Regions from separate parts of the Homo sapiens genome. Here regions 2 and 3 are each linked to region 1. Evidence: chromatin contacts called from ENCODE Hi-C or POLR2A ChIA-PET data. All regions are on one chromosome and are shown on one strand. The core of a region is the stretch at or near the end of the contact, and the rest is flanking DNA. Distances in the headings are between cores, read along the strand shown.

Region 1 (4,108 bases), core at 1,253-3,752:
ATCAATGAAATACGTTTAAGAAATAACATTGGTTTGGTTCAGAAAGATGGAGCAACTCAAAGCAGGGATTTCCAGGCTATAGGTAAAGGTAAACATTTTCTTTTTTTTTTCTGTGATGGAGTCTCACTTTGTTGCCCAAGCTGGAGTGCAGTGGCACGATCTCTGCTTACTGCAACCTCTGCCCGCCGGGTTCAAGCAATTCTCCTTCCTCAGCTTCCCAAGTAGCTGGGACTACAGGTGCATGCCACTACGCCCGGCTAAATTTTTGTATTTTAGTAGAGACGGGGTTTCACCATGTTGCCCAGGCTGGTCTCGAACTCCTGAGGTCAGGCAATCTGCCCGCCTTGGTCTTCCAAAGTGCTGGGATTAGAGGCATGAGACACTGTGCCCAGCCAATTTAAACATTTTCTAATTGACAAATGGTTGAGTTCACAATTGTCTGAAGACCTGGGATCAATAGGAAGCACATGTTCAGGTTAAGATAAAAGATTATAATACTTCAAAAGGTTCTTTTGAAGTCTTATAATGGCTACCCTTAGAGATGATAGATGACAAATGTTTCCTATTCAGACCTTTAAAACAATGCTAGACTCTCAGTCTCTTCAGGATTGGGAGGGCCTGGAAGAAAAAGATCTAGCTGTGTTAATAGAGATTCTTTACAGATGCATATTTTCCCCCACAAAGCACAGCTTTGCAGGACCATTTCAAAATATGGCAAAGAAACATGTTTTGGGGTAAAATATTTTGACTTTCTTCTTTGTCACATGTCATGCCAGAGTCAGACTGGAAAGCAAGTCACCATATATAGGGTTAAATAAAACTCATCTGATGAGAATTTATGGTTTGTTGGGCATGACTCCCCAGGCCCCTTAGATAGGAATTTGGGCCAGATTAAAAAAAAAAAAAAAAATCAAAGCTTAGTCCTGAGGCAGCTTCTGAAATGGTGGGAAAAAATGTGAGTTTTGAGGAAACATTTGGTTCAGCCATTGTTCTTAAGAGATACTGACATTTCAACCTACTATAAAGAGGGAAATTTAAAGTATTAAAGTATTAATGAGTTGGTAGGACCCGCTTTTCTTTTTTTTTTTTTTTTTAATTCACTGGCCCCGAAAGAAACTTCTCTGTCAGGCCACAATATAACCAGATACCAGACACACGAGATGTTTTGGAGGGAGGGTGGTGGAGCCAAGATTGCAGCTCCTTATTGAGGAAAACAGTCCTCAGAGATCCAGAGTCATTTCTCCTGTGTTCAGCTTGAAAACCTTGGGCAACTTCTGGAGATTTCAACGTCTCACAGAGTGCGGAAACATGACTGGCGCAGCATCCTTTCCGGAATTGGTGATGTCCTTCCTGTAAGGGTTGATTTTCCATCTCATCAACCAAATCGGGAAAGCCGCAGCATCCTTTTCTCCAAGAATGACAGGTGGTTTATCTCAGGCTTTTCTGTCCCGGCGCCTTTCTCTCCAATGCAGTCTATGGAATATATATATAGAGAGAGAGCGTGAGAGAGAGAGAGACGGAGTCTCGCTCTGTCGCCCAGGCTGAAGTGCAGTAGCGCGATCTTGGCTCACTGCAAGCTCCGCCTCCCGGGTTCACGCCGTTCTCCTGCCTCAGCCTCTCGAGTAGCTGAGACTACAGGCGCCCGCCACCACGCCCAGCTAATTTTTTTGTATTTTTAGGAGAGATGGGGTTTCACCGTGTTAGCCAGGATGGTCTCGATCTGCTGACCTCGTGATCCGCCCGTCTCGGCCTCCCACAGTGCTGGGATTACAGGCATGAACCACCGCGTCCGGCCTGGAATATTTTAAAATATGCAGATTATTAACCCCGACACTTTTGAAAGTCCTTTGTAACCAACTTCCTCCTCAATATAAAATATTAATGTAATTTGGCCGGGTGAGGTGGCTCACGCCTGTAATTCTAGCACTTTGGGAGGCCGAGGCGGGTGGACTGCCTGAGCTCAGGAGTTTGAGACCAGCCTGGGCAACACGGTGAAACTCCGTTTCTACTAAAATACAAAAAATTAGCCGGGTGTGGTGGCGCGCGCCTGTAATCCCAGCTACTCAGGAGGCTGAGGCAGGAGAATTGCTGGAGTCCGGGAGGCGGAGGTGCAGTGAGCCGAGATCGCGCCACTGCACTGCAGCCTGGGGAACAGGGCGAGAATCCGACTCTTTAAAAAAAGAGAAAAAAATTTAAGTAATTTAATTTTTTATTTTTTTCCGCCCCCGCCGTCCCGCCCCTAGCATTAATTTTTAAAACTCGCTTTAGACACCGTTTGGAGGGGGCCAGGTGCTGAATACCTGCTGATGTAATGCAGTGATTTTTTGTTTGAGGGCCACAGGAAGACCCCTTGTGGCTGTTGTACTGGCATTCCCTCTTCATAGCAGGGATGGTGCCTCTGGACATTTTCCGACAGCAGGGATCGTTGGGTGAGGTTAGCAGCGCCAGCCCGGGTTAGCGGAAGCAGCCTTCAGGTCTCCTAGGAGAGCAGGTTTATGAGCATGCGCAGCGGATTTTCCGTTAGGGAAGCCGATGGGGCGCGGCTCCTTGGAGCATGCGCACACAAACTTTCCGCTAGGAATCAAGCGAGCATGCGCACACAGATGTTAGGGTTCGGGCGAGCTATTTGGAGCCTGCGCAGTCAGATCCGAGGACATGTTGACGTCGTCCGAGAGTCTTAAAATCCTGCTCTGGCCGGATTCCAGACTCGTGGGGGAAAGGCTGGTATGTTCGTTTTATAACAGGAGTTTTAGCGTCATCTTTTGTCCTTGGATAAGTTTTTCCAAATATAAATATATTAAATATTCATTTAAAATATCTAAGAATTAACAGGCAGCAGTGCATTAGACAAATGGGCGAAGTACTGGGGTACCAAGTTCACAGAAAAATAGTAGTTAAAAATAGACTTTAAATATATGAAAAGATGCTTAGCTGCATGTTTTTGTGTTTTTTATTTATTTATTTATTTTTTTGAGATGGAGTCCTGTGTTGCCCAAGCTGGAGTGCAGTAATGCAATCTCGGCTCACTGCACCCTCCGCTGCCCGGGTTCAAGTGATTCTCCCACCTCAGCCTCCCGAGTAGCTGGAATTACAGGCAGGTGCCACCACGCCAGGCTAATTTTTATATTTTTAGTAGAGATGGGGTTCACCATGTTGGCCAGGCTGGTCTCGAACTCCTGACCTCAGGTTATCGGCCTGCCTCAGACTCCCAAAGTGCTGGGATTACAGGCGTGAGCCACCGCGCCCGGCCTGTTTTGTATTTTATTTTTTCTGAGACAGGTGGCACGATCACAGCTCACTACAGCCTCCACTTCCCAAGCCCAAGCAATCCTCCCACCTCAGTTTCACCAAGTGCTAGGATTACAGGCCAGCTTCAGTTTTAATAAAAATGCAAATCATCATGATTGGTGAACATTGAAACGTTTGGTAATATACTCAATATAGGAGGGTGTCAGGAAAACAGGTGCAGTGTTACAGTGCTAGTAGGAGCAGAATGCAGCAATCCTTAGTGGTTATCAAAACCACACTGAATAATATTTGCATTTTGATCCAACAATCCCACTTTGGGGAATTTTGCCTCCAAATACACTTGCATACATGTAAAGTAATATGTGTATGAGATTATTGATTGTAATAGCAAAAGGTTGTAAACTACGTGAGTATCCATCAGAAGACTGATATTATAAACTACAGTACATACACACAATGGAACATTATGCAGCTATGAAAAAGAGTGAGGAATCAGTTCCCAACATACTAATGTGGAACCATCTCTAGCATATCTTACTAAGCGAAAAAAGCCCAGGTGCCAAACAGTGTATAAATTATGCTTTTTGTGTAGAAAAGGATAAATGAGAGTCATATGATCCTTATTTCCACATAAATTCTGGCAATATACTCAAGAAACTAATAGTCATGGTTTCTTATGAGATGGAGGGTAGGACTGAGATAGGGTGAGAGACTTCTCAATGTATTCCTCATTATAATATATTGAATTATCTGAATGCTGTTCATTAAAAACAAAAATAACACTACAATAACTTTTTTTAAAAAAGCTAGAAACATATAATATTAAAAAAGGGGCCAGGTGCGGTGGCTCATGCTTGTA
Region 2 (3,916 bases), core at 701-3,200, 300 kb before region 1:
GGTCAGAAGTTCAAAACCAGCCTGGCCAACATGGTGAAACCCTGTCTCTACTAAAAATACAAAAATTAGCCAGGCATGGTGGCGGGCACCTGTAATCCCAGCTACTCGGGAAGCTGAGGCAGGAGAATCACTTGAACCCAGGAGGCGGAGGTTGCAGTGAGCCGAGACCACGCCACTACACTCCAACCTGGGCAATAGAGCGAGACTCCATCTCAAAAAATAAAAAAAGAATTGAGCTAAAATGAAAGTGTCCTGGCAATTTAGGTATCATGAGTTTCATAACTTCACCTTCTTTTCTAAAAAAGGACACACGTGCTTGCTCTAAACTCTAAGAAAGCTGACAGAATCTTTATCCAGGGATGGTGAATGGCAGTAAAATTCTTTTTCACAGATACAGAAATGTCTTTCATGTGTTGATTTCTTACACCTAAATTGTTGTCTTGTGACAGCATTTCTGTGGGGTGCCGAGAAGCTTTGATCTAAGAGTACCCCTTTCTGGTGCTCTAATTCTAATCTGACCGTGGGGGACAGTCGAGAGCAGTGCTTTTCAAGCTCTAATGTGCATCTGAATGACCTGGGGATTCTAAATCAGTCATCTGGGGTGGGGCCTGAGGTCATGCATTTCCAACAAGCTCGAGAGGCTGAAGGCTTAGAGCAGCAGTTCTTAAACCTGAGCATGCATCAGAAACACAGGGGGCCTTGTGAAAATGGGTGGCTGGGCACCACCTCCAGGGTTTTTGATATAGTAGTACTGAGGTAGGCCTCAAGAATTTGCATTTCTTGGCTGGGCATGGTGGCTCATACCTGTAGTCCCAGCACTTTGGGAGGCTGAGGCGGGTGGATGGCTTGAGGCCACGAGTTCCAGATCAGCCTGGCCAACATGGTGAAACCCCACCTCTACTAAAAATACAAAAATCAGCTGGGCATGGTGGCAGGTGCCTGTAATCCCAGCTACTCGGGAGGCTGAGGCAGGAGAATCACTTGAACCCAGGAGATGGAGGCTGCAGTGAGCCGAGATGGAGCTACTGCACTCCAGCCTGGGCAACAGAGTGAGACCCTGTCTCAAAAACAATAAATAAAATAAAGAATTTGCATTTCTTTTTACTCATTCATTTATGAGCAGGGAAGTGGTGGAGTGGGGGCAGTGGGGGGCGGTCTCACTATGTTCCCCAGGCTGGTCTTGAACTCCTGAGCTGAAGAATTCTCCCACCTTAGCCTCCTAAAGCACTGGGATTACAGGCACAAGCCGCCAGGCCTAGCGGAGTTTGCATTTCTTTTCTTTTCTTTTTTTTGAGACGGAGTCTTGCTCTGTCACCCAGGCTGGAGTGCAGTGGCGTGATCTCGGCTCACTGCAAGCTCCGCCTTCCGGGTTCACGCCATTCTCCTGCCTCAGCCTCCCGAGTAGCTGGGACTACAGGTGCCCACCACGCCCAGCTGATTTTTTGTATTTTTAGTAGAGACGGGGTTTCACTGTGTTAGCCAGGATGGTCTCAATCTCCTGACCTCGTGATCCGCCTGCCTCGGCCTCCCAAAGTGCTGGGATTACAGGCGTGAGCCACCGTGCCGGGCCCAGAGTTTACATTTCTAACAAGATCCCGTGTGATACACATTTTAAGAACTGCTGGCTTAGAACATCCCTCATGACTGTGAGTGGTCCCTCACTGGCTTCACATGAAAGTTGATGGTTACAAAATTCAAGATGAAACAACCATGATAGGCCTTCTAAGCAGGTATTTTGTGAGTTTAAATGAAAAGAGATCCACATGCCTTATTTAGATAATGAAGATAAGGATAGCTAACATTTATTAATCTTTTCTCTTTGTAACACACTAAGGGTATAACACACATTATCTCACTTGGCATCTGGCATGGGCAGCAGTGTTGGTGTTTGATGTTTGGCTGAGGAGCCAGACTTGTGTGCGTGCTGGGAGGGGGTGTTTTCGGTGCACTGTTGTGGTCTGCAGAGGTACCTGCATGCCAGGCCAAACTGTCCCTCAGGAAACACCTTTAGATCTAGACTAGCAGACGCTAGAGGCCCGAGTTCTGCTTCACAGAGTCTGCAGGAAATAAATGAAAGAAGTTGAGGGCAGGTGTTAACAATCATCTGTTTCAACCGCAAAAGTACCTGAATATAGAACAGAATTTGTCAAGCCTGGCGCACAGCAGGAGCACCTGGATGCCCGGGACCCATCCACAGAGGGTGTGATTAGATTGGCCTGGAGAGACACCTGGGCACAGGCATTTTTAAGAGCTCCCCAGCCAGGGTTGAGAAACACTGGTACAGGTTTGATTGCAGCAAGATGAATCGGGTTGGCTGAGGAAGGGAAGGGGCAGAGACCAAATTGAACAAAACAAAACATCTATTCCCAGACTGGATCTCTCTTAAGCATTTGCCAAATTGGTTTTGTGCTATCCTTTAGAACAGTGGTCTTCAAATTTAGTATGCATCAGAGTCACCTTGAGGTTTCCTTAAAGCAGATTGCTGGACCTACCCCCAGAGTTTCTAATTTAGCAGGTCTGGGGTGGGCTCAAGAATTTGCATTTCTAACAAGTTCCCAGGTGATGCTGATACTGCTGGTCCCAGAAGCCAGTTTCTTTGCTATTAAGACCTTCATTGCAACATACAGAAGGATGCCTATATTTCTTATTTTCTACTTATTCTCAACTCTTTTTTACTGAAGCAAAAAAATACAAACAAAAGTGAAAACAGGCCGGGCGCGGTGGCTCATGCCTGTAATCCCAGCACTTTGGGAGGTGGATCACCTGAGGTCAGGAGCTTGAGACCAGCCTGGCCAACATGGTGCAACTCCACCTCTACTAAAAATACAAAAAGTAGACGGACATGGTGGCATGTGCCTGTAATCCCAGCTACTCAGGAGGCTGAGGCAGGAGAATTGATTGAACCCAGGACGCAGAGGTTGCAGTGAGCCGAGATGGCACCACTGTACTCCAGCCTGGACGAGAGTGAGATTCCACCTCAAAAAAAAAAAAAAAAAAAAAAAAAAGTGAAAACATGTGAAATCATTCATAATCCGATGATAGCCACAGTAGATGGCTTTTTTTTCCCACATAATACATATGTATGTATACAGATTTTCTTTCAGAAATTATAATGGTCATATGAAGAATGTGTTTGCATCTAGAAAGACATTTGTGCATTATTTCAAGGTCCTTATATAATCTATATAATACACAAAATCTATATAATTTTTGCTATGAGTTTAGAATTATAACAAAGTTTATTTCTTTTGATAATATCTTCAATATTATGTAATAAAAATAACTTTAAAAATCTATATCTAGCTATTTTAACAAATGTTAAAGAGGCCACAGTCTTGTTAAAATGCTATTTAAGTTGAGGTCTAGTGGTATTATTTTGGTAAAACCCCTGATTTGTTAAAATTGTAGTAGGATCTTTTATCAAGCTACATAGCTTGACCCATAAATGTTTTTCATTTATGAAACCAGAATATCTCCACAGAGGAGATCCATAGAAAAAAGAAATCAGAATAAAGTCAGGAGATACTAAAGGGTCTCCACGTTTATAAGCCTTTTCTTAATTGAGAATAGTCGCGAATAGCGAAGACTAAGAGTGGCATGCATTCAGAATTTGTCCCTCACATGTAGGACAAGAGTTAGAAAACCAGCCCACACCACCTGGCAGATGATGGCACAATTGGATGTGGTTGTTTAATTTGTAGGCTAAGAGATTATAGTATTAAAAGGAAGACAGAAAAGAATTTAAACTAGGCCACTACAGTAAAACACAAAAATACAAATGAAGAGACAAAACCTCCACAAAGGACCAGGCAAATAAAAATACCGAAAAGCTGCAACTGTTCTGAATAGTAAGCCTGAAATTAAATTCAGGAATTGCTTAAGGGAGGACGGTCAGGAGCAGCCCCTGAAGGCTGGT
Region 3 (3,651 bases), core at 692-3,191, 340 kb before region 1:
AAATAGGAAAGTAGATTTTTTTTTTTTTTTTTTTTTTTTTGAGACAGAGTCTCGGTCTGTTGCCCAGGCTGGAGTGCACTGGCACAATCTCAGCTCACTATAACCTCTGTTTCCCAGGTTCAAGTGATTCTCCTGTCTCAGCCTCCTGAGTAGCTGGAATTACAGGCATGTGCCACCATGCCCAACTAATTTTTGTATTTTTAATAGAGACAGAGTTTCGCCATGTTGGCCAGGCTGGTCTCGAACTCCTGACCTCAGGAGATCTGCCCGCCTCGGCCTCCCAAAGTGCCAGGATTACAGACGTGAGCTGCCGCGCCCAGCTGAACTTTTTGACTTTTAAACTAATATATCCACTGTCTAACCAGTAGGGGGTAGGAGAATGTTGCAGACTTTGAAGCCCACAGACCTACGTAGATACCTCAGCTACATCTCTTACCACCTGTGAGACCTTGGACAAATTGCTTAACCTTTGGGTTCAAGGTTACTAATCTGTAAAGTGGAATCTCAACACTTATTTCATATGACAAAAAATGAAGGGTTTAAGAGGCTCTGTAGTTCAATGGCCTAGCCTCAGTTGCCAGCTCTAGCACTTACTTATTGACTATAAGAAATGGTGGAAGTTAATGCCTCAGTCCCTCAGTTTTCTCTTCTGAAAAAGTGGTGACGATCATAACAGACTCTACACCCAAAAAGCTGCTAAATGGATTAAAAGAGGCAATCCAAAAGTTCCTAGTATAAAGTGGAGTTCAAGAGTTTTTTTGTGGCATGATGAGTTACATGAAATAGCATATGTCATACACTATGCATCGTGCTTGACCCACAGTGAGCGTCCCTTCTCCTAAAAATACATCACAAGAATCGGGGAAGAAGGCCAGTGTCTGTCTCTCCAGCCAGACTGAGGAATAGATCTCCACCTCCTGTGCAATAGTGTGAAAATACATGGCCTTTGCCCTGTTACCAAGCCCTTCTCCAAGTATACCTCTCAAAACAGTTTTATTCAGAGAAATGTGTAGAACTCATTGAATTCTTACAAAGTTTCCCTGAAGGCCTGGCTCAGTGGTTCATGCCTGTAATCTCAACACTTTGGGAGGTTAAGGCGAGAGGATCACTTGAAGCCAGGAGTTCAAGACCAGCCTGGGCAACACAGTGAGACTCCTGTCTCTACAAAAGAAAACATCAGCCAAGCATGGTGGTATGTGCCTGTAGTCCCAGCTACTTGGGAGGTTGAGGAAGGAGGTTTGCTTGAGCCCAAGAGTTGAAGGTTACAGTGAGCTATGATTGTGCCACCACATTCCAGCCTAGGCAACTAAGTGAGATCCTGTCTCTGGCAAAAAAAGAAAAGAAAAAAGTTTTTCACTGAGTACTTTAGTTCACTTAAAGATTATAATAGGGCCAGGCATGGTGGCTCATACCTGTAATCCTAGCACTTCGGGAGGCCAAGGCAGATGGATCACTTGATCCCAGGAGTTCAAGGCCAACCCGCGCAACATAGGAAGACCCTGTCTCAACAAATAATTAAAAAATTAGCCGGGCATGGTGTCACATGCCTGTGGTCCCAGCTGCTCGGGAGGCTGAGGGAGGAGAATCATCTGAGCCTGGGAGGTTGAGGCTGCAGTGAGCGGTGATCACACCACTGCATTCCATCCCGGGTGACAGTGAGACCTTGTCTCAAAAAAACAAACAACAAAAGATTATAACATTAAACTGAGATGAAAAAGCTTATCAGGCTCATCTCTGCCAGCCCAGGACTCCCAGAATGCCTGGCAAAGTGCAGCACCAATGTGTAATAGATGTTCTATAGCAGAAACAGCCATCCTAATTTCAGCTCTGACTAGATCTAGAAAATGGGCCACACATGGAGAGATGGCCACAGGAATGATCTAAAGCCACGCCCACACACAGATGCAACTGTATCTCATTACTCCCACCTCTCCTGGGAGTGAGACAAAACTGTCTAACCCAGATCCCAAGTCACTTCCTGCCAGGGCTTCTCAGCAGTTCAAAGAACTTCTATGTGCAGGTTCTTTCCAAATAGATTGGTTTCTTGAAACTCACAAGAAGTCAAACACCAGAAAAGAGGGGATTTCTGAAAGCCACCCACTAGGATGGCAACTGGTACTTGGTAGTTTCAAATATTAAGAAAAGAAAAAAAATTGGCGTTGATTAGGCAGTATCTAATCTCCCTAAGCACAGGAAGTGAAGGCGATTGAGTCTGATTTGCAGGAGGCCCCGAGGTTGCACAAAGCAGTCACTCCCCTAGCATGGCCCACTCACTGCCTGCTGAGAAGCCTGCTTTGCCTGCCTCCAGCTGAGCACACCAGAGGGAAAGCACCATTAAATTCCCTGTGCACTCTTCAACCAATTAGCTGCACCAAGGTCACCAGGTGAAGGGCGTGGGGAAGCAGAGAAGAAAAGATGCTATGGGCTTGACAAGGTTAAATTGATGGGGCCCGTGGGACATGGCTATTCATTCCATAAATGTTTATCGAGCCCCTAGCATCCACCTGGCATTGAGCTAGCTAGGCACCCAGAGCATAAACAAGATTTAAACCTGTCCCTACACTGAAGGACCTCTCAGACTGGTAGAAAGTTAGCTGACAAATATCTAGGTTATGCTGTGCTGTTGGGAGCACTGCAGAGGGACCCCTTAATTCTGCCTTGGTCAGGGATGGTGTTGGGGAACAACAACCCCAGAGCTGAATGTTGTAGGCCAATTAAGAGTTTTCCAGGTGAAAGCTGGGGGAGGTGGAAGGCTGGAAAGGTTCTGGAAATTGGATGTTGTAGTAGGGCTGTGTGAAAGGAGCATTAGTTGCATTTGGGGAAAAGGTATGAGGCTGGAATGTAGACAGAGTCCTGCTTCCCATGGACAAGAGAGGGAGAGGAAAAGACAGAGGCATGGAGATGGTAAGGATAAGGAGGCTCCTGCAGTATGGGGAGAAGAAACTAAAGTAACATAAAGGAATACGTTCCAAACTTTGGAGGTAGAAAGGATGGGGTCGCTGACAAACTGTATTCAGGGAAGAGTGGAGGAGGGTGCCCACCTTCCTTGGACTGGAAGGCTGACTGTATTGTCATTAATCAACTCTGAGATACCAGGGGAGGGCTGCGGGAGAGGGTACCTGAATTTAGATTTGGGGGTGTTGAACTGGAGCTAGCCTCATGGCCATCCACGTGGAGATGTACGGTAGACCATGGGAAGTATTGGTCTGGAGCCCTAGAGAGAGGCCTTGGCTGGATGTCCAGGCTTCACAGCGTGACAGACTCATCTTTATGGATATTTGTTAAGCGGGAATCTCGGTTCCTACCTCCCCAGACCTGCTGCAGGAACTCCGGGCCGCTCTGGGCTTTGCCCTGACAAGCAGGAGGGGTGGCTTACCCGATTGGTCAGCTTGGGGAGGGAACTAAGCATGTGCGGCCACACCCTGTGGCTCCTCCCTTTTACGTTTTTCCCGCCCTGCGCAGTGGCTCTGCTGTGTCTGCGGGTGGCCTTGACTGTGAAGAGCCCGTGCTTGGAGCACACTCAAAGCCGCTGTCTTCAATGAGCTGTATTAGTAATAAGGCAAATGTTTTGGACTCCGTCTGTGTCCTAAACTCACAAGGGAGAAAAGAGAGTGTCGTGTATTGAATCCCACTGGCAGGCTCCCAACAGTA

The links. A loop is a pair of places that touch in the nucleus more often than their neighbours do. ChIA-PET counts read pairs that join two places held with the same protein, here RNA polymerase II (POLR2A). Pooled maps may share reads with other maps.
Region 2: a pooled map shows a loop between it and region 1 (4-fold over the local background). The contact joins the enhancer-like site here to the promoter of C2orf74-DT in region 1. A Hi-C loop is called at or near these places in 2 of 50 pooled maps. POLR2A ChIA-PET finds 5 or more read pairs at or near these places in 3 of 52 experiments (GM12878, Panc1 and WTC11).
Region 3: a map of CD4-positive, alpha-beta memory T cell shows a loop between it and region 1 (5-fold over the local background). The contact joins the enhancer-like site here to the promoter of C2orf74-DT in region 1. A Hi-C loop is called at or near these places in 1 of 168 maps with a recorded cell type or tissue (CD4-positive, alpha-beta memory T cell) and 8 of 50 pooled maps. POLR2A ChIA-PET finds 5 or more read pairs at or near these places in 1 of 52 experiments (WTC11).

Annotation. Positions count from the first base shown.
Region 1 is chr2:61,142,473-61,146,580 of GRCh38, forward strand. C2orf74-DT (C2orf74 divergent transcript) reads right to left here and starts at 2,503. Exons shown (of 2, transcript NR_036496.1): 1 at 2,301-2,503; 2 at 1-1,473. It also overlaps a transcript of C2orf74 not described here. RefSeq lists enhancers at 1,716-2,637, 2,332-2,681.
Region 2 is chr2:60,839,006-60,842,921 of GRCh38, forward strand. No RefSeq gene overlaps it. Among named protein-coding and RNA genes, the nearest start is that of REL-DT, 40 kb to the right of the region's middle. RefSeq lists an enhancer at 2,064-2,483. Within about 2 kb of position 1,951, at least 5 of the 41 ENCODE cell types and tissues checked have a DNase peak (open chromatin) inside an H3K27ac peak, as active enhancers do; they include GM12878, where a contact is called at or near this core.
Region 3 is chr2:60,805,195-60,808,845 of GRCh38, forward strand. No RefSeq gene overlaps it. Among named protein-coding and RNA genes, the nearest start is that of PAPOLG, 51 kb to the left of the region's middle. RefSeq lists an enhancer at 2,061-2,160. Within about 2 kb of position 1,942, at least 8 of the 41 ENCODE cell types and tissues checked have a DNase peak (open chromatin) inside an H3K27ac peak, as active enhancers do.